Regions from separate parts of the Homo sapiens genome. Here region 2 is linked to region 1. The links are chromatin contacts, found by Hi-C in ENCODE. All regions are on one chromosome and are shown on one strand. Each heading gives the region's core, a stretch centred on a gene start or an enhancer-like site at or near the end of the contact. The rest is flanking DNA. Distances are from core to core; before and after follow the strand shown.

The links. Hi-C counts contacts between places; a loop is a spot of excess contacts on that map. Pooled maps may share reads with other maps.
Region 2: a map of heart right ventricle shows a loop between it and region 1 (4-fold over the local background). The contact joins two enhancer-like sites. A Hi-C loop is called at or near these places in 2 of 168 maps with a recorded cell type or tissue (Right ventricle myocardium inferior and heart right ventricle) and 7 of 50 pooled maps.

Annotation. Positions count from the first base shown.
Region 1 is chr16:9,794,090-9,801,082 of GRCh38, forward strand. It overlaps GRIN2A (glutamate ionotropic receptor NMDA type subunit 2A), which reads right to left. Exons shown (of 13, transcript NM_001134407.3): 11 at 4,188-4,375. It overlaps LOC105371077 (a long non-coding RNA gene), which reads left to right. Exons shown (of 4, transcript XR_933063.4): 2 at 433-633. Among named protein-coding and RNA genes, the nearest start is that of LINC01195, 340 kb to the left of the region's middle. Within about 2 kb of position 3,327, at least 4 of the 41 ENCODE cell types and tissues checked have a DNase peak (open chromatin) inside an H3K27ac peak, as active enhancers do; they include heart right ventricle, where a contact is called at or near this core.
Region 2 is chr16:9,366,392-9,373,384 of GRCh38, forward strand. The region is part of intron 1 of LINC02177 (long intergenic non-protein coding RNA 2177); the gene reads left to right. Among named protein-coding and RNA genes, the nearest start is that of LINC02177, 14 kb to the left of the region's middle. Within about 2 kb of position 3,865, at least 3 of the 41 ENCODE cell types and tissues checked have a DNase peak (open chromatin) inside an H3K27ac peak, as active enhancers do; they include heart right ventricle, where a contact is called at or near this core.

The DNA of each region.
Region 1 (6,993 bases), core at 2,077-4,576:
AGCCAAAGATGCCATGGTGCACTCTATCATTTTAGAAAGACCACAGACAATTAGATGGAAAAGGAAGGCAACATCTTGCTAGGATCTTGTGTATGCTTCCAGGCAGATGAACAGCCTTTTTCCTAGGGAAATGCATGGCAGGCTTCATGTAAGAGGTTCCCTCAATAACCAAACACTCCATTCAAAGGTTATATTTACACAGCTCATTAGGAAAATTTTTTATACTTTTGACACTCATTAGACTCATAATCGTCCACTGAAGCTACTGTGTAACAAGAGATAAACACTCCATTCTAGAGGATGAATAATTAGGTACTGCTCAGCACTGTGCTCTTTACACGTCTAATTTTAGAGCATAATTAATCCTGCTGAAGCTGCATACGATAAGTGAAATATTTATGCAGCTGTGTTAATTCATGTATTTACTCCTAGAGAGACATTCAGAATTGGTCATGGCTTTCCGGGAAGATCATCTGGAGACACCCCCTGGACCAATGGCATTTTCTCTCCCAAGTCTTATGCCTCCCGATGGCCTCAAGAGATGAAGCTGAATAGAGACATTTCCCAAACCCAAGTCTGACCAGGAAGGCAATGAGCCAGAACAGAAAATATCGATGAGAACCTAGATGTTCTGTAAGTACATGAACAAACCCCTGGCCCATCTGGATGCTTTTACTGTTTATTTTTTATTTGGTGCAAAGAAGACCTTTTCTGTTTAGCACCACAAAAGTTGTTTCTGTGTTACTAACTTGACTACATTATTGCCAGTGCAACACTAAAGAAGTTGTGTTTGATACTAGAGTTGTGCACGGGCAACTATGGTGATGATGAGAAGGAGAAGGATGAAGAGGAGGAGGAGGGTGGTGGTGATGGCCATGATGATGGTGGTGATGATCGTGGTAATGAGGATGATGGCAATGGTCATGATGATGATGATGATGACGGTGATGGTGGTGGTGATGATAATGATAATAATGATATCAGAGGCGTGTGAACCAGAACACTCCATCTTAAATAGTAGCTGGGTAAAATGAGGCTGAGACCTACTGGGCTGCATTCGTAAATGGCTTAAGGCATTCTAAGTCACAAGATGAGATAGGAGGTGGGCAAAAGATATAGATCATAAAGACCATGCTGAGAGACAAAACAGGTTGCAGTAAAGAAGCTGGCCAAAACCCAACAAAACCAAGATGGCCATGAGAGGGATCTCTGGTCGTCCCCACTGCTACACTCCCACCAGCGCCATGACAGTTTACAAATGCCATGGCAACATCAGGAAGTTACCCTATATGGTCTAAAAAAGGGAGGCATGAATAATCCACCCCGTGTTTAGCATATCATCAAGAAATAACCCAGCCTTGGGTCTGCTCTGTCTATGGAGTAGCCATTCTTTTATTCCTTAACTTTCTTAATAAACTTGCTTTGACTTTACTCCATGGACTTGCCCTGAATTCTTTCTTGCATGAGATCCAAGAACCCTCTCTTGAGGTCTGCATTGGGACCCCTTTTCTGTAACTACAATGGTGATGGCTAACATTTATTGAACCACTTGTATGTTACAGGGTCTATGCTAAGCTAAGCTATGCACTTTACATGTATTCTCCCATTTCATCTTCACACCAGCCTTATTAGGTAATTATTTCTGTACCCTTTCACAGATGAATAAACCGAGGCTAAAAAAGATCACTTCTTTCATAGAAGTATTTGTAAATGGGACAGTAGATTTAGTTCAGATGTGCACTAAATTACTCCTTCCTAAAGGATTTATACATCTCAAGAGTTTAGTCATCTTTGATAGATAACTTAGAGAATTAAATATAACAACAGTCTTCCCTAATTGGCCCCCTTCCAGAGTAAGGTCCCTGAAGTAGAAGCTTTGCCACTTACTAGCTAGGGGATTTGCCCTCTGAGATTCAATTTCCTCCTCTGTAAAGTGGGAATAAGCAACATTTAACCTCATAAGGTTACGAAGATTACATTGAGGAACGTATGTAATGCATCCAGTATGATGATTGACATACCCAAGTCCCTAAATATGTTAGCTGTTTTATAATAGATGCTTCGAGAGTGACACCAATGGTGGGTGGGGCTAGAGTTAGAACTCACTTATTTGACAGATACCTATCACATTTAAAAGTTTCCAGCCAAATGAAATACATCTTAACATCAATCAATCATTCATCCATACATGTATTTATTCATTCAAACCTTTATTGACCAATTTACCTGTGATGTTCAGTGTTTTGTTGTAATGCTGGAAATAAGACTCCTGTTTGCTGAATAGTTCATCCCCTGTAAGGGTGATTATCCACCCCTGTGATAGGCAAAACATTTGGCCCCAATTCTTCAGCATACTCTCAGTGTCCACACTATTGCCATAAAACTTCAAGACCTATCTCATGAAAGGCAGAGTATACCTGCAATCCCTTGACCCTGAACTTGGCCACCTGACCTGCTTTGGACAGAAGGATGTTAGCAGACGTGAACGTGACCAAGCAGTGGCTTGAAATGTGCATGTGCAGCTAGGCGTTCCTTTCTGTGCTTCTGCCATGGCCAGGAAAAGAGCTTCCCCAGGTAGCTGCTACCTTTTCAGCCCGAGACACAGCAGAAACACGTGTGGAGCAGAGACCACACCACTGATTCGTACGCTTGTGGCAGGAAGCAGAGGCACTATCCCCACCCCAGGCAGAGCTTCTCCACTCAACCTGCACTACCATGAGGAAAATAAATGCTTACTGTTGTACGCCTCTAAGATCTCACAGCAAAAAGCTGACCAACACAGCCACAAATCATTATTACACAGCAGAGAACATGGCCAGTGATCTGAGGAAGGTACAAATGCCCTATGGAGAATTCAAAGACTCACATGTTCTCATTTGGGAGTTAAATATAAAACACATTTAGAATGCCTGATGGCACTGTGAGAATCTAGGATTTAACTCTGTGAATAGAAAGAAGATAAGAAGCCACAAGTAATTGTGCACTTCATTCGAATTCACACTAACCCTATGCACTAGCTAACCTCTGCCTATTTTGATATTGCATTTCACTGTAGTGGTAACTAGATTTTTCTCTCCCACCTGTAGCCTGGCATAACACGTTCTGTAATCATCTCTGAATATAGCCTCCACTATTTGAACGGGGCTTCTGCCCTCTGGCTTGAGCCTTTCTATCCTCCTCATACCGAGCTCATTTTTGGTGTTAACCTGCTATCTGAGCTGACTTTGCTTTTCCTATTTCCTCCGTGTTGGCAATTGAAAGGAAACCAACCTGCCATTCCAAGCCACGGCCAGCCTCTAGAGGCCATGCCAGGAAACCCCGGGCTATAGTGAGATCACCAGCTATGAAGTAGAAAGGGCAGACAGGAGGAAATGCTTCTGGTGACACAGCTGGCCCAAGCGGCTTTACAGTTCTATAAATGCCACAGTCTCATTAGACTGCAATAGAGATTGCCTTTCCTTCATTCCTCCACGGGATAAGAACATGAGTTGCCATGTTGGTACAACATGACTCCACCGTGAGTCATGCCTGATAAGTCTAGGAAAGAGTCTTTGACCTCAAAATGCATCAGAAATCCTTTCTCTGGAGTGAAATTGGGACTGATTACAGCCTAGTTATGTAATTTTGTACAGCAGCGTTTCTCAACCACAGCCTACCAACATGTGAGGTTGGATAATTTTGTGTTTTGTGATGTAGGGGGCTGTCCTGGACCCTGTAAGGTGTTTTCCTGCATCTTCTGGCCCTGGCCTCTACCCATTAGATCAGCAAGCAGATTCCCAGCCGTGATCACTGAATGTGTCTCCAGGCATTGCCAAATGTCACCTGAGGGACAAAATTGCCCTTCACCCTTTGAGAACCACTGCCCTAGACAGAAGACCTATAAATTCCCACTTAAGGCACCAGGACTGTCCTGGCTCTTGTCTTTTTCTAAACCTATTTAACTCTTTCCTAAATCCCCTGAGAGAGACTGTATCCTTAGAATACTTTTGTTTGTTAAATTTAGTTATCTAGAATTGCTTTCCATTATAAGCAACCTAAAGAACCATGGTTTCATGTGACAGGAACTCAGTAAATATTTTTAGGGAGCAAACTCATCATGCAAAGATCCACTGGGAAGCCCAGGAGCAAACAAAGCGAGTGTGAGGGTCTCAAGTCCCCCTAAAGAAAGGGGTCACCCGGGGTCTTACCATCACCCACAAACTGAAGCAAGGCCAGGTCGATCTGCCTCTTCCAAGGAGAGCCTTTCTGAAGGGCAATTCCATAACCGGTGGTGGCAAAGATGTACCCACTCCCGATGGTCACCAGCTTGCAGCCTTCATCCCTCCCAGCCTTGTAATTCAAGACTGCGGCATCGTAGATGAAAGCGTCCAGCTTCCTGAAATGACAAGAAACCAGGGGGTCATAGGGGTGGCCAGGTACCACCTCGGGGTCCAGCTCCTGAGGCCTGATCCTGAAAGCATCCCACACTTTCTTTCATGCTGGTGATGATGACTCATGGCCTCTCCATCCCCTCATCATAAAAGGATCTATTTTTAATGAGGAGATAAAAGCCAGAACCTTTTCTCTCCAACTTACAAGAGGCAGCTAAATAAAGACATGAAGGATCCATATACCCAAGTGAGTAAACAGTTGAGTTTGCTGGTTTGCTAAGTGTTTGTCCTTAACACTCCCAGTGGTGGAGGACAGTGCCCTATTTAGAAAGGTTTGCATCAGAACAAAATAAACCACTAAGGGGCAGAAGAATTTGGTGGTAGTGTGTATGAAGGGGAAAGGAACTAAATAGGAATATTTTTTCCTCCCAAAAGAAATACATGTGCTGCTTATTTATCATACAGAAATTATTGCAGAATTTTTAAAAATCCAAATAATATAGAAAAGTATTAAAAATACAATTAAAATTAAAGCTACCTATAATTCTATAACTCAGATTCAACCTTTGTTAACATGTTAGTGAACAGCCTTCCAAATGTTTTAGTGAGTATGCACAAACACGCATACACAGAGATTGGCAAACTTTCTTCTATAAAGACAAGATAATAAATAGTTGAGGCTTTGTAGGACATACCGTCTCTGTTGCAGCTATTAAACTCTGCTGTTGTAGGGTGTTATGGGGCTGCACTGTGTCCACCCCTAACATTCATACAGAAGTAGGGTGAACCCCTAATCCACTGTGGCTGCCGTCCTTATTAAAAGGAGAAATCTGAACACAGACATGCACACAGGGAGAACGCCATATGAAGACTGGAGTTATGCTGCTGCAAGCCAAGGAACTACCAGAAGTCAGGAGAGAGGCCTGGAACAGATCCCTCCCTGGAGCCTTCGGTGGAAGCGTGGTCCTGCAGATGCCCTGATCTTGGACATCTAGCCTCCAGAGCTGCGAGACAGTCATTTCTGTTCTTTAAGCTGCTCAGGTTGCATTCCTTTGTTATGGCTGCCCTAGGAAACCAAGACATAGTGCCAAAGCAGCCATAGAGAATGTGTAAACAAACGAACTTTGCTGTGTTCCGATAAAATGTTATTTAGGAAAACAGATGGGTCCACGGGCTGTAGTTTGCCAACCCTTGTTTTAATCCCGAAAATGTTATTATGCCACACAAACTATTTCACATATTGCTTTCTTCTCTCATTCCATACCTAGTGAATATATTTCCATGTGAATACACATAGCACTTTTAAATTCTTTTTTGATACACTTATTTTTATTGAGGTATAACGTATGTGTAATAAAATGCTTGATGAATTTTTACATATGTATATATCCTTGAAATCACCATGCAGTTCAAAATGTGGAATGTTATCATTTCCTTAGAAATCCTATGCATACCCCAGAAAATAAGCATCAGGTAATCTCTCCAAGGGCACAACTGTGCCTAAATATTATTATTATTATTATTATTATTATTCAGATGGAGTCTCACTCCATTGCCCAGGCTGGAGTGCAATGGTGCGATCTCAGCTCACTGCAACCTCCACCTCCTGGGTTCAAGTGATTCTTGTGCCTCAGCCTCCCAAATAGCTGGGATTACAGGTGCCTGCCACCACTCCCGGCTAATTTTTATATTTTTAGTAGAGACAGGGTTTCACCAGGTTGGTCAGGCTGGTCTTGAACTCCTGGCCTCAAGTGATCCACCCACCTCGGCTTCCCAAAGTGCTGGGATTACAGGTGCTAATTATGATTAGATCCCTGTCAGTAGTCCTGGATATTGTTTCCAAATGTTAAAGTTATTTAACGAGGCTGAAATGATCACTGTGGAATGCAGGGATGAATGTCTCAACTCTAAAATGGGTAAGAAAACTAAATCGGAGATGACTCAACTTCATGACACTTTCTCAACTTTATTGCCTTTCTTTAACAAGAAAACATAAAACAGTGAAGCAAAAAAATAAAAATAAAAATGGCAAAGAGAGGATGTGAAACACTGCATCTTTTCAGAGACAGCTGCCGAAGGACTCCCTATGGGAACAAAACTATTTGGCAGGTTTACAGCCGTGTTCTTCATTTTAATTTTTTTTTGTTTCTATAATGGTTTGAGGTGGCGCAAAACTGTAGGACTTGTCTCATCCACAGAAACACTCTGAAGCTTTGATCTCAAGGTAGGGGTATCAGAGACTTGGTTTTAGGCTCTGAGAGTATTAAAGGGAATCAGATCAAGCAGCAGCAGAAGAGAACTGGGCACTGATTGGCAACAGCGATGGTAACCTAGAGCTGTCATACGTAACCTGGAGCAACCTAGAGCTTGGCTTGATGACAGCAAGTCAAGAGGAACAGCCAGCAATAGTGAGACCTGCAGAAATATGGGATGGAGAGTTATACAAGGTCAAAAGTAACTTGTGTATAATGGGAGTAGGGTGTGTAACAGGAACACTGGAGTAGTAGGTGAAAGGAACCTGAGTTCTAGTCTAGGCTAGGATGATGGTGCAACCTCAGGAAAGTCACTTTCTCCTTTTGGATTTCTGGTTTCTCCTCTGTGAGAGGTGGCGTTCATTGTGGTC
Region 2 (6,993 bases), core at 2,615-5,114, 430 kb before region 1:
TCCAGGTGAGAGGTGATGGTGGCCTGGACCAGGTGTGGAGGTGGGGGTGGAGAGACATGGTTGGATTCTGGATGTTGACTTGCTGATACGTGGGACCTGGGATACCAAAGAGAGAGAAGGAAGAGTTGAGAATGACTGCAAGACTTTTGGCCCGAATAACTGGATGGAGGAGAAATAACAGATGAGGAAGACTGTGGGAAGAGCAGATTTGGGGGCTATGGGCATTTTGGGGGGCAGCGGGGGACTGAATTGGGGAATTTAGAGACAAGGAAATGTGGTCCTGGGACATCATCACTGACAGTTGGGTATTGCAGAGGGAGAAAGAGTGACTCAGATATGTCCCTGGATGTCAGTTACAGACTTGTATCAGTTTCCTGTTGGTGCTGTAACAAGTCACCACAATCTTAGTGGCTTAAAACAATATAGATTTGTTATCTCACAACTCTGGAGAGGCAGGCATCCAAAATGGGACTCACTGGGCTAAAGTTAAGCTGTTGGCAGGGTTGGGCTCCTTCTGAAGGCTCCAGGGAGGGTCTGTGGCCTCAGCTTTTCTGGCTTCTAGACGCTGCCTGAATTCCTTGGCTCTCCTTCCATCTCCAAGGCCAGCAATGCAGGTGGAGTGCTTCTCACTCAGACTTGGACCATCTTGCCTCCCCTCTCCATTGTAAAGATCTCGTGATCACAGTGGGCCCACCTGGATAGTCCAGGATTCTCTCCCCATCTCAGGATCTTTATCTTAACCACATCTACAAAGTCTCTTTGCCACGTAAGGTGACACATTCAGGGGGTCTGGGGATCAGGAAGTGAACATCTTTGGGGACATTATTCTGTCTACCACACAGATAAACCTGTTTCTTCATGCTGCTCCCTAGGATGAGGTAGGAGTGCAGCTGTGCGGTCTCCTATTCATCTCAGACCTCTAAAGCACCTTAGGGAGGAAGATCTCACTGCAGTAGGCTGATAACCCAGTGTAACAAAAACCTGTTTAATTACAGAATAACACTGTCTTTAGTAGAGAACAAAAGGGACATTATTGAAAAATCCCTTGACTAACCTGTACCTTTTGGAGCTACACATCATGAGGCTTTTTACAAAATGCCTCATAAAATTACCTATGAATTAAATTGAGATCTATCTGGGAGAAGGCTGTAAATTTCCCTCAAACAAGCAGCTATCTCTTTCAGCTGAAACTTGTCTTTCTAGGTTGCCCCAGTCCCCACCACTCCATATTGTCTCAGCCCTGGTTATGCATTTATGTCAGCTGCTTGGCTCTCAAGAGCATTTGTGTTCATGACTCCTCGCTTAAAATTATTCTGCACGGAAGTTGATGATGGAGTTGTGTTTAACCTCAAGATGTGACTTAGCTGTGTGATCCCAGCAAATCAGGAATCATCTCTGAGTCTCAGTTTCCTTGCTGGTGAGATGTGAACGCTGCTGTGGTGGGGAGTAAGGGGGAGGGAGGCAGGCTTTATGACAGCTATGAGCATTTACTCATTTACTATGAGTCAGACAAGTAAGACTGAATCTCCATGCTATAGTTTGCTACCCACGTTCTTTTATTTTTATTTATATATTTATATATTTATTTATTTGTTTATATGTTTTTAATTTCAGTAGGTTTTTGGGGGAACAGGTAGTGTCTGGTTACATGAATTTACATGAATAACTTCTTTCATTTTTTGAGATGGAATCTTACTCTTGTTGCCCAGGCTAGAGTACAGCGGCACGATCTTGGCTCACTGCAACCTCCATCTCCCGGGTTCAAGTGATTTTCTTGCCTCAACCTCCCCAGTAGCTGGGACTACAGGCGGCCACCACCATGCCCGGCTAATTTTTGTATCTTTAGTAAAGATGGAGTTTCACCATGTTGGCCAGGCTGGATCTGCAAGCCTCGGCCTCCCAAAGTGCTGGGATTACAGGCATGAACCACCGTGCCCGTCGAATAAGTTCTTTAGTGGTGATTTCTGAGACTTTGGTGCACGCATCGCTCAAGCAGTGTACACTGTACCCAATGTGTAGTCTTTTATCCCTCAGCACCCCCGACCCTTTCCCCTGAGTTCCCAAAGTCCAATCTATCATTCTTATGCCTTTTTGTCCTTATAGCTTAGCTCCCACATATGAATGAGAACACACAAAATTTGATTTTCCATTCCTGAGTTTCTTCACTTAGAATAATAGTCTCCAGTTCCATCCAGGTTGCTGCAAATGCCATTATTTCCTTTTCTTTTTATGGCCGAGTAGTATTTCATGGTGTGTTTGTGTGTATATATATATGTGTGTGTGTGTATATATATATGTATATATGTGTGTGTATATATGTATACATGTGTGTATATATACATGTATATATATGTGTGTGTTTATATATATATAAATGTGATATATATATATCACATTTTCTTTATTTACTTGTTGATTGATGGGCATTTGGACTGGTTTTGTATTTTTGCAATTGCAAATTGTGCTGCTATAAACAATCCAAATCGGTAAAGAGGAAGTCAAATTGCCGCTGCTCGCTGATGATATGATTGTGTACCTAGAAAATCCCAAACACTCATCCAAAAAGCTCCTAGAACTGGTCAATGAATCCTGCATTCATTCATTCATTGTTCAACAAATACTCGTTGGGTCCTTTCTAAATGTGTCAGGCACTGTGCAGGGTGTTAGAGAAACATCAGTGAACAAAAGGGATAAAATCTCTTCCCTCATGGGACTCACACTTTAGTGGGATGTGTGTAGTGCATGATGACATAATTGTAGCACCCATTGTATGCAAATAGGAAAGGAGGCTGGCATGATGTCAGGCCAGTGTCACAGCCCCTCTGAGTCTGTTTCCTTTCCCTTAAATGACTTTGATAGGTCTTTCTCTTAAATGACTTTTTTTTTTTTTTTTTGAGACGGCGTCTCGCTCTGTCGCCCAGGCTGCCACGCTGGAGTTCAGTGGCAGGATCTCGGCTCACTGCAAGCTCCGCCTCCCAGGTTCACGCCATTCTGCTGCCTCAGCCTCCCAAGTAGCTGGGACTACAGGTGCCCGCCACCACACCTGGCTAATTTTGTTTTTGTATTTTTAGTAGAGACGGGGTTTCACTGTGTTAGCCAGGATGGTCTCGATCTCCTGACCTCGTGATCCGCCTGCCTTGGCCTCCCAAAGGGATTAAATGACTCTTGTAGGCCTTTCCTCTTACCGACGTTGTAAGCATTGAATAAGAGGGTGTTGTGAGTTGAATTGTATCATCTCCAGATGCATCTACTGATGTTCTAACCCCTGGAAATAGGACCTTACTGGAGATCTTGTCTTCACAGAAGTAATGAAGTTAAGTTGAGGCCATTTGGGTGGGCTTTAATCAGTAAGACTGGTGCTTTTATAAGAAGTGGAAATTTGGATACAGAGACATGCACAGAAGGAAGTGAAGAGATCCAGGGAGAAGACAGCAATCTACAAGCCAAGGAGAGAGGCCTGGAACAGAGTGGAGTCTCCCCCATAGCCCTCAGAAGGAATCACCCCTGCTGACACCTTGATTTTCAACTTCTGACCTCCACAGCTGGGAGAGAATAAATTTCTGTTGTTTGAGCCACCTTGTTACAAAACTCCAGCAAACCAATACAGAGGGTTTCTGTAAAGTGTTGATCTCAGTGTCTGGCAACTATGAAGTATTGCACTGGACAAATGGAGGTTGTAAGAATAACAGAGGTAAATGATTGCCTGGCCCCTAGCCAACCCTTATTCCATGCTACTCCCTCCCTCTCACTTTAACAAGGTTTGTTATAAAGGAAACTCCCAGTCAAATCCCTGTGGTCACTCCTCCGACCGCTCCCACCTCTTTGCCGCCTTTTCTCAGATAGGTTGCTTCAAGCCAAAAGCACTTCTCCCAGCAGTTCTGACTTGATGAAGTTATCTTGTTTCAGGGCTGAGCAGAGCTTTCCATGACAATAGCTCTCTGGGGGAAACGAAGCCAGCTGTCACATCGCTGCCTGACACTTTGCTATCACACATTTTCTTCCAGGTCTCCTTGTCCGACAGCTTCTTCACAAGTGGCTCCGTGCAGGGCCTCCATGACCTCGAATGACTGATTGCCACCTAAGCGGGCAGTTGGGCTGCATTATCACAGCTGTTACAAGGAAAGAGAGGGTTGTAATCCCTCTTCCCCAAATGACAGACTGCTTGTTAGACACAGAATGGTCACTGTGGCTTGTAAGATGTGGGTGGGGAAGAATAATCCATTTATAGAAAACCACAGACTGACAACCTCTCCTTCTTGCTGTTCCCTGTCTCCTTAAACCTGTTTTCTCTGCCCACTTATCGGATCATACGGATTCTGAAATGTGTCTGACATCCAATGGCAACTAGCAATGTGCAACCAAAAGTTATTTCTTGGCCTGGCATGGTGGCTCATGCCTGTAATCCCAGCACTTTAGGAGGCTGAGGCAGGCGGATCACCTGAGGTCAGGAGTTTGAGACCAGCCTGGCCAACATGGTGAAACCCTGTCTCTATTAAAAATACAAAAATTAGCTGGGTGTGGTGGTGGGTGTCTGTAATCCCAGCTACTTGGGAGGCTGAGGCAGGAGAATCACTTGAACCCAGGAAGCAGAGGTTGCAGTGAGCTGAGACGGTGCCATTGCATTCCAGACTGGGCAACAAGAGTGAAACTCTGTCTCAAAAAAAAAAAAAAAAAAAAAGTTATTTCTTGCCTGGCCAGGATACCTCAACCACTGCTTAAAACACCTACTATATACCAGACATATAAAACCATTTATTGATCTATAAACATTTATTGAGTTTGTATGGTAGTGATTCGAATGAGTGAAGGTGTCAATAAGAGATACCAACTAAAAGCAGCTTGACGAAGTCATTATATGAAGAAGACACTTGCACATGTGTGTTTACAGCAGCGTAATTTACAATTGCAAAGATGCGGAACCAACCCAAGTGCCCATGGATTGAGTGGCTAAAGAAAAACGTGGTATATATACACCACGGAATATGACTCAGCCATTAAAAGGAATGAAATCATGTCTTTTGCAGCGACTTGGATGGATCTGGAGGCCATTATTCTAAGTGAAGTAACACAGGAGTAGAAAACCAAAAACCGCATGTTCTCACTAAAAGCGGGAGGTTGAGCTATGAGTACGCAGAGGCATACAGAGTGGTATAATGGACTTCAGGGACTTTAAAGTGTGAGAGTGTAGGGGGGCCAGGGATGGAAAAAACCTACACGTTAGGTACAATGTACACTACTTGTGTGATGAGTGCACTAAAATCTCAGAATTCATCACTATATAATTCATTTATGTAACCAAAAACCACTTGTACCCCAAGAACTATTGAAAATAAATAGATAAAAAATTAAAAAGTGTGCTGTAAAAGAAATTAAAAGCAGCTTAACTAATGACACATTATTTCTCACGTAACAGAACTCGAGAGGAGTTGGATCCAGGGTTGATTCCATGGCGCCTGGGCTCCGCATCAGCCTCTCTTAGCCTTTTTTGCCTTCTCCCTCTCGGAGCCAAAATAGCTGCTGCTGCACCGTCATCACGTCTTTCATGTCAGTGTCCAGAGCAGTAAGGCAGTTCGAGAATGGCTGTTGGGTGGCAATCACAAATGTCTGGGGCATGTGCCATGTGCTAGTCATTTTTCTAGGTGCTGATGTTTTGCTTCTTCTAATCCTGAGCAACATACTCTGGGAAGGTGTCATCTTTGAGATGTTAAGTGATTTGTCTAAGGCCATAAGCTAGTAAGTGGCATGATGGGAATTTAAGTCTAGGTTTACCTGACTCCAAAAAGTCTGTGTTCATTCTACCAAGATCTAGCAGTGTCTAGATCAGGGTTTCTCAATCTGAGCACTATTGACATTTTGTGCTGGACAGTTCCTTGTTGTAGGGGGCTGTCCCATGCATTGCAGGATGTTCAGCAGCTTCTGTAGAACCTATCTATTAGATGCCAGTAGCACCCCCTCAGCTGTGACAATCAAAAATGCCCCCACACATTGCCAAATGTTCAGATGCTGCAAAAATCACCTGCAGTTAAGAGCCATTGCCCTATGGAGTACTCTTTCTGTCAAGGCTCAATATAAAATTGCATAAAGCTGGACGCGGTGACTCACACCTGTAATTCCAGCAATTTGGGAGGCTGAGGTAGGCACACTTGAACTCCTGAGTCCAGGAATTCAAGCTGGGCAACATGGCGAAATCCTGTCTCTACTAAAAATACAAAAAATTAGTCAGGCGTGGTGGTGTGCGCCTGTAATCCCAGCTTCTCAGGAGGCTGAGGTGGGAGAATTGCGTGAGCTCAGGAGGGCAAGACTGCAGTAAACTGAAATTGTGCCACTGCACTCCAGCCTGATCAACTGGAGTGAGATCCTGTTAAAAAAAAAAAAAAAAAAAAAAAAAAAAAAAAAAGCCTGAGTCCTGAGCCTTTAACCTGGTGACCAACATGCTCCCTGCTCTGGCACTCAGTATGGAGTTTTCAAAATACATTCTCTAATTTGGTATGATTGATGGCTGTAGAGGGGGTGAGTGAGAGATAAATGGACCACAAACAGGCTGGCTATTGACACTATGTCACAGTGACACTGCTGAGGGATGTTTTATAGGTTAACTCTTAATTTTAACCTTCACATCAATCTCACGACACAAGTACTATCCTTCCCCCCGATCTTTAGATGAGGAGAATGAATTGAGAGCCATGAAGTTACTTGCTCGAAGCTACACAGCTGGAGTGTGGCCCATGGCAGAGTCTGTCTGCAGAGGGCCCCCTCAAGCCTTGCTGTCTCCATAGCACCTCTGTGCGTGAGTTACTGTCAGCTCTGATTTTCAAAGAGGAAACATGCGAGAAGACACTCAGTCCCAAATTAGTGCTTTGAATAATTCACAAGGCACTTTCAGGTGTTCAGGCCCGGGGACTTTCAGGAGACCTGGTGTTATGGACTGAAAGTCTGTGTCTTCCCAAAATTCATAGGTTGAAGCCCTAACCCCCAGTGTGATGTTGTTAGGAG